Linked DNA regions of Homo sapiens: region 1 is linked to region 2. The links are chromatin contacts, found by Hi-C or POLR2A ChIA-PET in ENCODE. All regions are on one chromosome and are shown on one strand. Each heading gives the region's core, a stretch centred on a gene start or an enhancer-like site at or near the end of the contact. The rest is flanking DNA. Distances are from core to core; before and after follow the strand shown.

Evidence for each region. Hi-C counts contacts between places; a loop is a spot of excess contacts on that map. ChIA-PET counts read pairs that join two places held with the same protein, here RNA polymerase II (POLR2A). Pooled maps may share reads with other maps.
Region 1: a map of PC-9 shows a loop between it and region 2 (5-fold over the local background). The contact joins two enhancer-like sites. A Hi-C loop is called at or near these places in 14 of 168 maps with a recorded cell type or tissue (Calu3, IMR-90, MCF 10A and 9 more) and 16 of 50 pooled maps. POLR2A ChIA-PET finds 5 or more read pairs at or near these places in 8 of 52 experiments (A549, AG04449, BJ and 5 more).

The regions. Positions count from the first base shown.
Region 1 is chr11:86,741,343-86,745,502 of GRCh38, forward strand. No RefSeq gene overlaps it. Among named protein-coding and RNA genes, the nearest start is that of PRSS23, 57 kb to the right of the region's middle. RefSeq lists an enhancer at 1-329. Within about 2 kb of position 2,214, at least 20 of the 41 ENCODE cell types and tissues checked have a DNase peak (open chromatin) inside an H3K27ac peak, as active enhancers do; they include PC-9 and Panc1, where a contact is called at or near this core.
Region 2 is chr11:86,693,850-86,698,267 of GRCh38, forward strand. No RefSeq gene overlaps it. Among named protein-coding and RNA genes, the nearest start is that of ME3, 23 kb to the left of the region's middle. Within about 2 kb of position 2,301, at least 2 of the 41 ENCODE cell types and tissues checked have a DNase peak (open chromatin) inside an H3K27ac peak, as active enhancers do; they include PC-9 and Panc1, where a contact is called at or near this core.

The DNA.
Region 1 (4,160 bases), core at 964-3,463, 47 kb after region 2:
TCCATCAGGAATGAGATGTAAATGAACAATTTCTCCACTGTTTCCTGTACAACAGAGGGTTCTGTTGAGATTGGACAGGCGTGGCTCAGTTCCCTTCTTTTATTTACCCTGATGGAGAGCGTGTTCTCAATGTTTCCATCCCTCCTCAGGGATGTGCTGTCTAATGAGTATAATTGGGATTCCCCTCAACAAATCCAAATATTCAAAGAGCTACCCAGGTCTTTAGGGAATGTGAATGGAACTACAAGCAGGAACTATGAGCCCAGCCCAGCTGGTGAGATTCAAGAAGCTTCAAAAGGCCTAAATATATCTCCCTTTTGCCAAGTTCTTCCTATCAATATGCATATATTCATTTAGTCTTTCATTTAACAAGAATTGATTGCATACCAACCATATGGCATCACTGAGCTGGATATAGAGAATATTAACATAAATAAAATACAGCTGCTGCCACAAAGAACACATCTTTCAGTATGGAAATAGTGGTAAGCAATCAGTTATAATGCAAGATGGAGTGCTATCATAGAAGTGTATACAAAATATGAGATGCAGAAAGAAGGAATGGAAAGGTAGGGATGTGATCAGGCTCTAAGAGAAAAGTAAAGATGTGTATTAGTAATTAGGTCAACAAACCAAGAAAAACAGACAAAACCTTTTCTGGTTTGTATAACCAGTATGTTGAACAAGCATGACTCATGGCATAATAATACACTGTTGACTTCTCCTGTCCTGGACCTCTCCTGCCCCACTCTCTCTCTCTCTGCTGTTTCAGATCCAACACAGTTAAAGCCATGGGCAGGAGAAGAGGTAAAGCAATAGTACAGATTTGACTTGAGTCTGGTCTTTGGCCAAGGGAAGCATCCCCTGGGTGAGCCAGAGCAGCACTCTTCTCATAGGGGCCATGCCATGGGTTGCTCCCAAGTCCCTTTGTGGGACCTCTGTCCTGCAGTCACCTTGACCCTGACAGATGTGTCGCCATTCCTGGAGCCACTTGAGGCATTGAGGAGCAGCACATTTCCAATCTTCCTGCGAAAATCCCTTCACTTCTCTCACAGGCACTTTCAGAGAAGATCTAAGATGGCCCACAGAACGGTTCTCTTTCTGGTGTGTCCCACATCTAGTGCATAGGAAATGACCTTGAACAACTCTGGGAATGCATTCCAAACCCACCCAGCACACCTCCTGGTTCCTGAACCTAGACAGCAAGTTACTCCTCTCTCATCCTCTGCCCACAGCGGGCAGGAGCCAGGACCCAGTCATGGTCTGCTCTCCCAGACATTACTCAGGACTAGTTCTCTATGGTCCCTCGTGCAAGAAATATCTTTTCACGTTCTCCTGCAGCACCTCCATGCCTCCCTCTAAGGGAGAGGGCTGTAACAGCTCTCTCCAAAGGAATCTCTTCTCTAATTCTCTCTCCAAGCTGGTCCCTCTGACCCTTTCCTCTACTCTTGACCTGGCTGAGGGCCAAGACTGAAGGTACATGAGCCCTTTTCTTGAAAATCCACATCTTGGGGATATGTTGTCATGCTCATTTTTTTAATCTTGATATTGATCATATTTGGTATGTCAGGTGAACTAATGGCAAGAAGTAGCCCATTCCAAACATCTTATGTCCCATCGCTGAAACAACCCATACTGGGAATGGTGTCTCCCAGGATGCTCACCTGAGCTGTGTTCTGTTTGTAAGTAGGCAGAGGATGGAGACCTCTTGAAGACCTAATTGTTCCCAAGATATAGTCTATGCTCCCCATCACATAAACTTCTGAGCTCCTTGGTCAAATCCGAAATGAATTTTTCATACCAGAGTTTACCCAGAGGACTGTGGGGGTGGGGTTGTGACCTGGATGGAGGACCGGAAGCTGTCCCAGTTTACTCAGTGTAGCTCGGAAAGGACAGGTTTGAAGTGAATCCATGTTTCTTCACACAGATAATTTTTTCCTCTTCAGAGTACTGGTCCACTCTGACAGCCCGTTGCCACAGAGCACCACCCACAGAGCAGAGGATCCACACTCAGTATTACATAGCATCAGCAGAAACAGAGGCTGACCCCCTTGGTGAGGCCACTTCAGTTTCCTTGTTCTTGGGCCACCCATGAGCACCTCTGACAGTTTAAAAGATACTCTTACAAGCCAAAGGAGAGAAGTATAGCCCAGGATTCCCAGGATTCCCTGGGAGCCCAACAGTCAAACTCTGAGCCCTGCGTAGGCTGTGAAAACTGAGTCACAGGTTGGTGACTCACTGGCTTGAGACCACACCATGAGTCAGGCAAAAAAGGCTGGGGACAAACTTTTATAATCTAATTTCTCCAGACTGCCTCTAGAGAACCACCCTTGAAAAAGAGCAGGCTCTGGGGTAAATGGCTGGGAAGACTTGTTGAGACACCAAACCGCGCATCAGAGAATAAAGACATACCTTGGCTTGTTGCATGTCTCACCTCACTGACAGCTTGCGGTTGTGTGCAATAGATTCTAATGTTGTTTTGTAATTTCTAACCCCACTTACTGGTAACAAATTCATCAATCACTTCAGATCTGCTGGCTGCCCTTAGTGACTCAGTGTCATTCATTATCCCCTAGCAACTGCTTATGCTTCAGTGTTTATGAAACCCTGGTGCAGAAAGGCTGTCTGGGGACAGGGGAGGTGACATAGAGCAGTGATTAAGGTCACAGGCTTGGTTATTACACAAACCTGGATTTAAATTCCGGTGTCACATTTGATAGGATCTTAGGCAAGTCACTTGCTTCATTTTTTCCATTATTAAAACAGAAATAACAGTGCACTTGAAGAGTTGCATGGAGGAATAAATGAAATCCTGTTCATAAATAGCCTGGAATATAGGATATGCTTTATAATTGATTAAATATTATATTATTCATTAAGGATTTATTTCCATTAATGACTGCTCTTCCTCACAATTTTGCTAATTGTTTACAATGTTAAATAATCATTTATTGGGGTACAAAAAAATTAAGTTTTTGCCAATATACAAAAAAATCAAACAGCAGCAGAGATCTAAACTACCATCAGCACACATAGCCCTTAAGAGAAGGACTGGCCGGGTGCGGTGGCTCACGCCTGTAATCCCAGCACTTTGGGAGGCCGAGGTGGGTGGATCACGAGGTCAGGAGATTGAGACCATCCTGGCTAATATGGTGAAACCCCATCTCTACTAAAATACAAAAAAATTAACCGGGCGTGGTGGTGGGTGCCTGTAGTCCCAGCTACTTGGGAGGCTGAGGCAGGAGAATGGTGTGAACCTGGGAGGCGGAGCTTGCAGTGAGCTGAGACCGCGCCACTGCTCTCCAGCCTGGGCGACAGAGCAAGACTCCATCTCAAAGAAAAAAAAAAAAAGAAAGAGAAAGAAGGACTACAGTTGGTCCATTTTGCATCTTTGGGCATGACACAAAGTGCTCAAAAAGTGGTTATAAATAAATAAAAGGCTAAATGGTGAGTATTTCCACACTAAACAGTTTTGGAGTTTGTGTCATCCACATTTGAGCACTTTCATTCATCAAGTAAGAAACTTCAGCACATCTCTGCATTAGACATTATGTGAAACACAACCTAGCCATCCTCCACACACAAAACAGTATAAACACAAGCACACTCCAGGGTGTGGAGGGGTTTCAAGGCCACAAAGTGATACTTAGGCTTAGGATGGTCCTGAAAAACATTTTTGAGACAGAATTGGTATTTGAGTCTGTTTGGGCTGCTATAACAAAAACATCAGAAACTGGATGGCTTATGAACAACAGAAATTTATTCCTCACAGCTCCAGAGGTTGGGAAGTCCAAGATCAAGAAACCAGCAGATTTGGTGTCTGGTGAGGGCCTGTATTCTTGTTCATAGATGATGCCTCTTTCTGTGACCACACATGTGGAAGCAGTAAATGAGCTCCCTCAAGGCTCTTTCCTAAGGGTATGAGTCCCATTCATGAGGGCTCTGCCCTGTAACCTAGTCACTTCCCAAAGGCCCCGCCACCTGGCACCATCACTTGGTGAATAGGTTTCAACCTACAGATTTGAGGGGGACACAGCATTCAGAAAATAGCAATTCAGAACTGGGACTGGAGAGAATAGGCAGGATGAGGTGGGACATCAGGAAGCAGGAGAAGCTCTGGCAAGGGCTGGGAGAGACAGAAAATGCTGAACATATAGAGA
Region 2 (4,418 bases), core at 1,051-3,550:
GGAGGAATATATTTTTCCATATTGGTACTCCATGATATGAAAATACTACAGAGATAACTCAGAAATATCTCTGAACAAGACTTTTATAGCTTTGGAGGTTCCTGCCTTTTGTTTTCTGTAGGAGACTCTCATATTGTGGTAGATGGTACAAAGGGAAACCTAGGCTGTCTATAGTGTTAGTTAAATGTGGTTCAGCATAGAGTTTGATGGAATTCTGCCTCTAATTATTTTGCTTGCGTGGAAAATCAGAGTAATAAACGTGGCAGTAAAGACTGCCGTGGGTAGGAACTTCCAACTAAGTGGCAGTCTGAAGGCCAGGGAATGAATTGTCTTTCTAAAACTGCTATCTTCTTGACCCATTGTGTATTAAATCATATGAGTTAGCAATAACAGTTTCCTTTTTTATAATAGGTGTATTTGCACTTCCATGAATTCTGATTTAAAAGCTCAGATGTGGAATTTGGCAAGCCTGCAAATCTATGTTAGGGTTTAAATTCCTAATATTTTTATTGTTTAATGCATAACATCCTCAGGTTTTCAGGACTGCAGCATGAGCAATGCAGTTGTATAACATTGAAACCCAGTAGCCTTCATATCAGAACTTTGCCTACTTATCCAGCTTTATCTTGAGCTTGCAGTCTCTGATAAATGGAGTGATATACTGTTAGTTTATATACATCCATTCATTCATTGTTTATTAAATATCCTTTTTGCCTGGTACTATGTTAGACTTTGTATACATTGTCTTATTTAGTCCTCAAAATAATCTTTGGGTTTGGTAGCGTTATCTCCATTTTACAGATGAAGAAAAGGAGGCTCAGAGAGGTAAGATACTTGCTAGCATAGTTCTGTCTCTCTTTCTCTCTCTCCTAAAAACTAACCCCACATCTAAAGAAGCTGGTCTCTGAAAGAGATTTTTTGGAGAGAACCTCATTATTGATTGGGGTCAGCAATGAATATATCACCCAAGCTGAGCCAAACAAATTTTTTTCTCCTAGAAATATGAAGTTGGAATTCAAACACTGCAAGTCACTGCTTATGGCTGGAACATATAGACTTGACAGGCTTGGAGAAGTAGATTCTGACAATGCAGTTGGAGAAGCATCAGAGGCAGAGAATATGAGAGTGAAGCAGCTGCAAAGAGAGAAGCAGGGGTGAGAGGTGTCATGACAGCCTTGCAGATCCTAATTTACGGCCCTTTTGAGCTCTAGCTGTATTTCTACCCATGAATTCCAAAAGATAGCCCTATATCCTTATAAGAAATTCCCCATTTTAGCATAAACTAGCTAAAGTTGATTATTTGCAATTAAGAAGTATTAATTAATACAACTAACATATGGCAGAATTTGCACCCAGGTATAATTTACGGCTATGTTTGTAGCCACTACACTATATTACCTTTCTAAAGAATTGCTTAACTCATGCACAGTGTTCTGGGTGAAGATATAAGAATCATGCTAATGACCATTTATCATTAATTTATTTCAATGATAAAGGAAATAGATCACCAATTTATACACCCACTCATGTACAGATTGAAAGAAGCAAGACAATTGAACAAATTTTGGTGGTGGGCTCACTGGCTCATCAGGAACTCTTTGCTGCATTAACAGCCCTACTCTCATTATCATCATCCTCATGTTGAGCAAGCTAGGCTACAGGGGACTATATACCCTGGAAGATCTCCAATTATTCTGCAAATCACATATCTGGTTTTAGATCACTGACATGCAGTTACTTCAGGACTGTGTGAGACACCATAGGGTGTTCACCAAACCTGATGCTCTTCCTCCTGGACACAGAGATTTGCTACATTTCCCAGACACCCTTGAAATTAGTGTGGCCATGAGACCAGATTCTACCTAATAGAATATGAGCAGAAATGATCTGAGCTACTTGCAAGCCTGGTCCATAAAAACACCCAGTTGCTATCCTCTGTGCTCTTCCCCCAGGTCAACAATCTTGGAAGCCACACATTGAAGCTGGAGGAGCTCCAAGGTAGAAGGACCCTGAGTTCCTGAATTACTATTTAGAGCCCACCTTTAAGTAGAAACACTCATGTACGGGAGCAAGAGGTACATTTCAATTTTGTTAAGCTATTAAAATTTTGGAGTTTATATGTTACAGCAGCTGGCATTACCATAACAGGGATCATCTCTCCCATTTACGATTAATTAGCACACATCCCAAAGCAGGAGAGCTTCATTAATGGATACATCTTATTAAAAAAGAAAGTTCTTCAGTGCTAACAGGTCATGTTTAGAATTTTTCCTTTTAAGTCTTGACTCTATGCCAGGCCTGTCAGGGAAATAGGATGACTCTGCTTGATTAACATCCTGAGAATTTGGAGTTATGAAAGAGACCAGTGTTTCCAGTACTTAATTGATGAATCACATTTCTAGCTATTAGCCTGGCCACAAAAAAAAAAATTATTCCTCAGTTCCTAGCAGACCCTGTCACCATAGAGGAGAAACTCCCCCATTCCAGGACCCCTACTAGTTGTTTTAGGGTGAGTTTTCTTCAAAGGAATTCAGATCATAAATAGTTAAGCAGAGATAGCTAAATGTGATCAGTGTCGAACAAATCCTCAGATGGGGATAGTGGAGGAATTCTGTGGCTAATCCATTTAATTATGTAAACCAACACTTTAGATAGTTTAAGCCACATAATGGATTATTATTGTTGCCATTGTTGTTATTAATGTATATTTTACACATTAAGGACCCATGAGCTCAAATGGAGTAGGCTGTCAACCTAGCAAGAAACACCCCTTTCTTCTCTGTCTACTGTCTCCTTAATCTGGAGTTAGAATATACCTGACTGATTCCCTGCACAGCACCAACTCATGGGAAAATGCATATCTCTCTGCTTTACTCCATCCTGATGTCTTTGATCTGGGCAGGAAACCCCAAACAAAATTGGCGAGAAACTGTGGGTCTTACACATTGGAATACAGTGGCTGGGTGCAGTGGCTCATGCCTTTAATCCCAACACTTTGGGAGGCCGAGGCAGGGGGATCACTTGAGGTCAGAAGATCGAGACCAGCCTGATCAACATGGTGACACCCTGTCTCTACTAAAAATACAAAATTAGCTGGGCATGGTGGTGTGTGCCTGTAATCCCAGCTACTGGGGAGGCTGAGGCAGGAGAATCGCTTGAACCCAGGAGGCAGAGGTTGCAGTGAGCCGAGATCGTGCTTCTGCACTCCAGTGTGGGTGACAGAGTGAGACTCGGCCTCAAAAAACAAACAAACAAAACAAAACAAAAAAAACAAACAAAAAATTGGAATACAGTATGTTAAGTGACATTGGATGGCTGAGACTGAAGTAGACATAGAATGAGAGTCTAGTTGACCTGAAGCGGCAGGGATCTGCAGTAAAAACTTCGGAGCATAGTTCCGTAGCTGTTGTTCCAATGCAGCTGGTTAGATCCGACTATCCTAAGCTGAGGCAAAGAGTAGAAATCCAGGAAGGTCTACAAGCAGACTTCAAGGACAGACAGTTACGCACAGGGAGTTGTGGATGCAAGGAGGTGGACAGGAAGCTCATTACTGTGGTATGGCCTCCTTGGCTTCCCCAGCACCCTGTGCAGACCCCTGTTGTAGCTTTTATCTTAAAGTGCTATGATTGTTGCTGTTTCCCTCTGGAGATTGTGAGCTCTGTGAGGGCCAGAACCACAGCTTTTGTGGAAGTCAATTTTAAAATACATTGATTGCTGGTGCAAAACAACCCAATGGAGGAAGAAAGATAGTCTTTTCAACAAATGGTGCTGGAACAATTGGATATCCCTAGGCAAAGAAAATGAACTCAATCTAAAACTCGCATCATATAGAAAAATTAATTCAAAAATGGATCATGGATTTACATGTAGAATACAAAACTATAACACTTTCAAAAAAAAAATACAAGAACATCTTCAGGACCTAGGGCTAGGTGAAGAGTTATAAGACATGATACCAAAAGCACAATTCATAATGGAAAAACTGATAAAACTTCATGAAAATTAGAAACCTCAGTTTTCAAAAGATCATCTTAACAGAAAATAAGACAACATGCTACAGAGTGGAAGAAAATGTTTACAAATCATCTTACAAAGACCTTATATTTTGAAATGTAAAAAAATCTCTGAAACTCAACAGTAAAACAAACAATCCAATTATGAAGTGAACGAAAAGAGATATGGACAGCAAAAGAAGCATATGAAAAGATTGTCAACATCATTACTCATTAGGGAAATGCAAATTAAATTACAATGAGATATCACTACAAACCTACAAGAACAGCTAAAATAAAAAATAGTGATTTTACCAAATGCTGGAAAAGATACAAAGAGACTGGCTCTTTCATTCATTGATTGTGAGAATGTAAAGTAACACAGCCACTCTGGAGAATAGTTTTGCTGTTTCTTACAAAATGAAC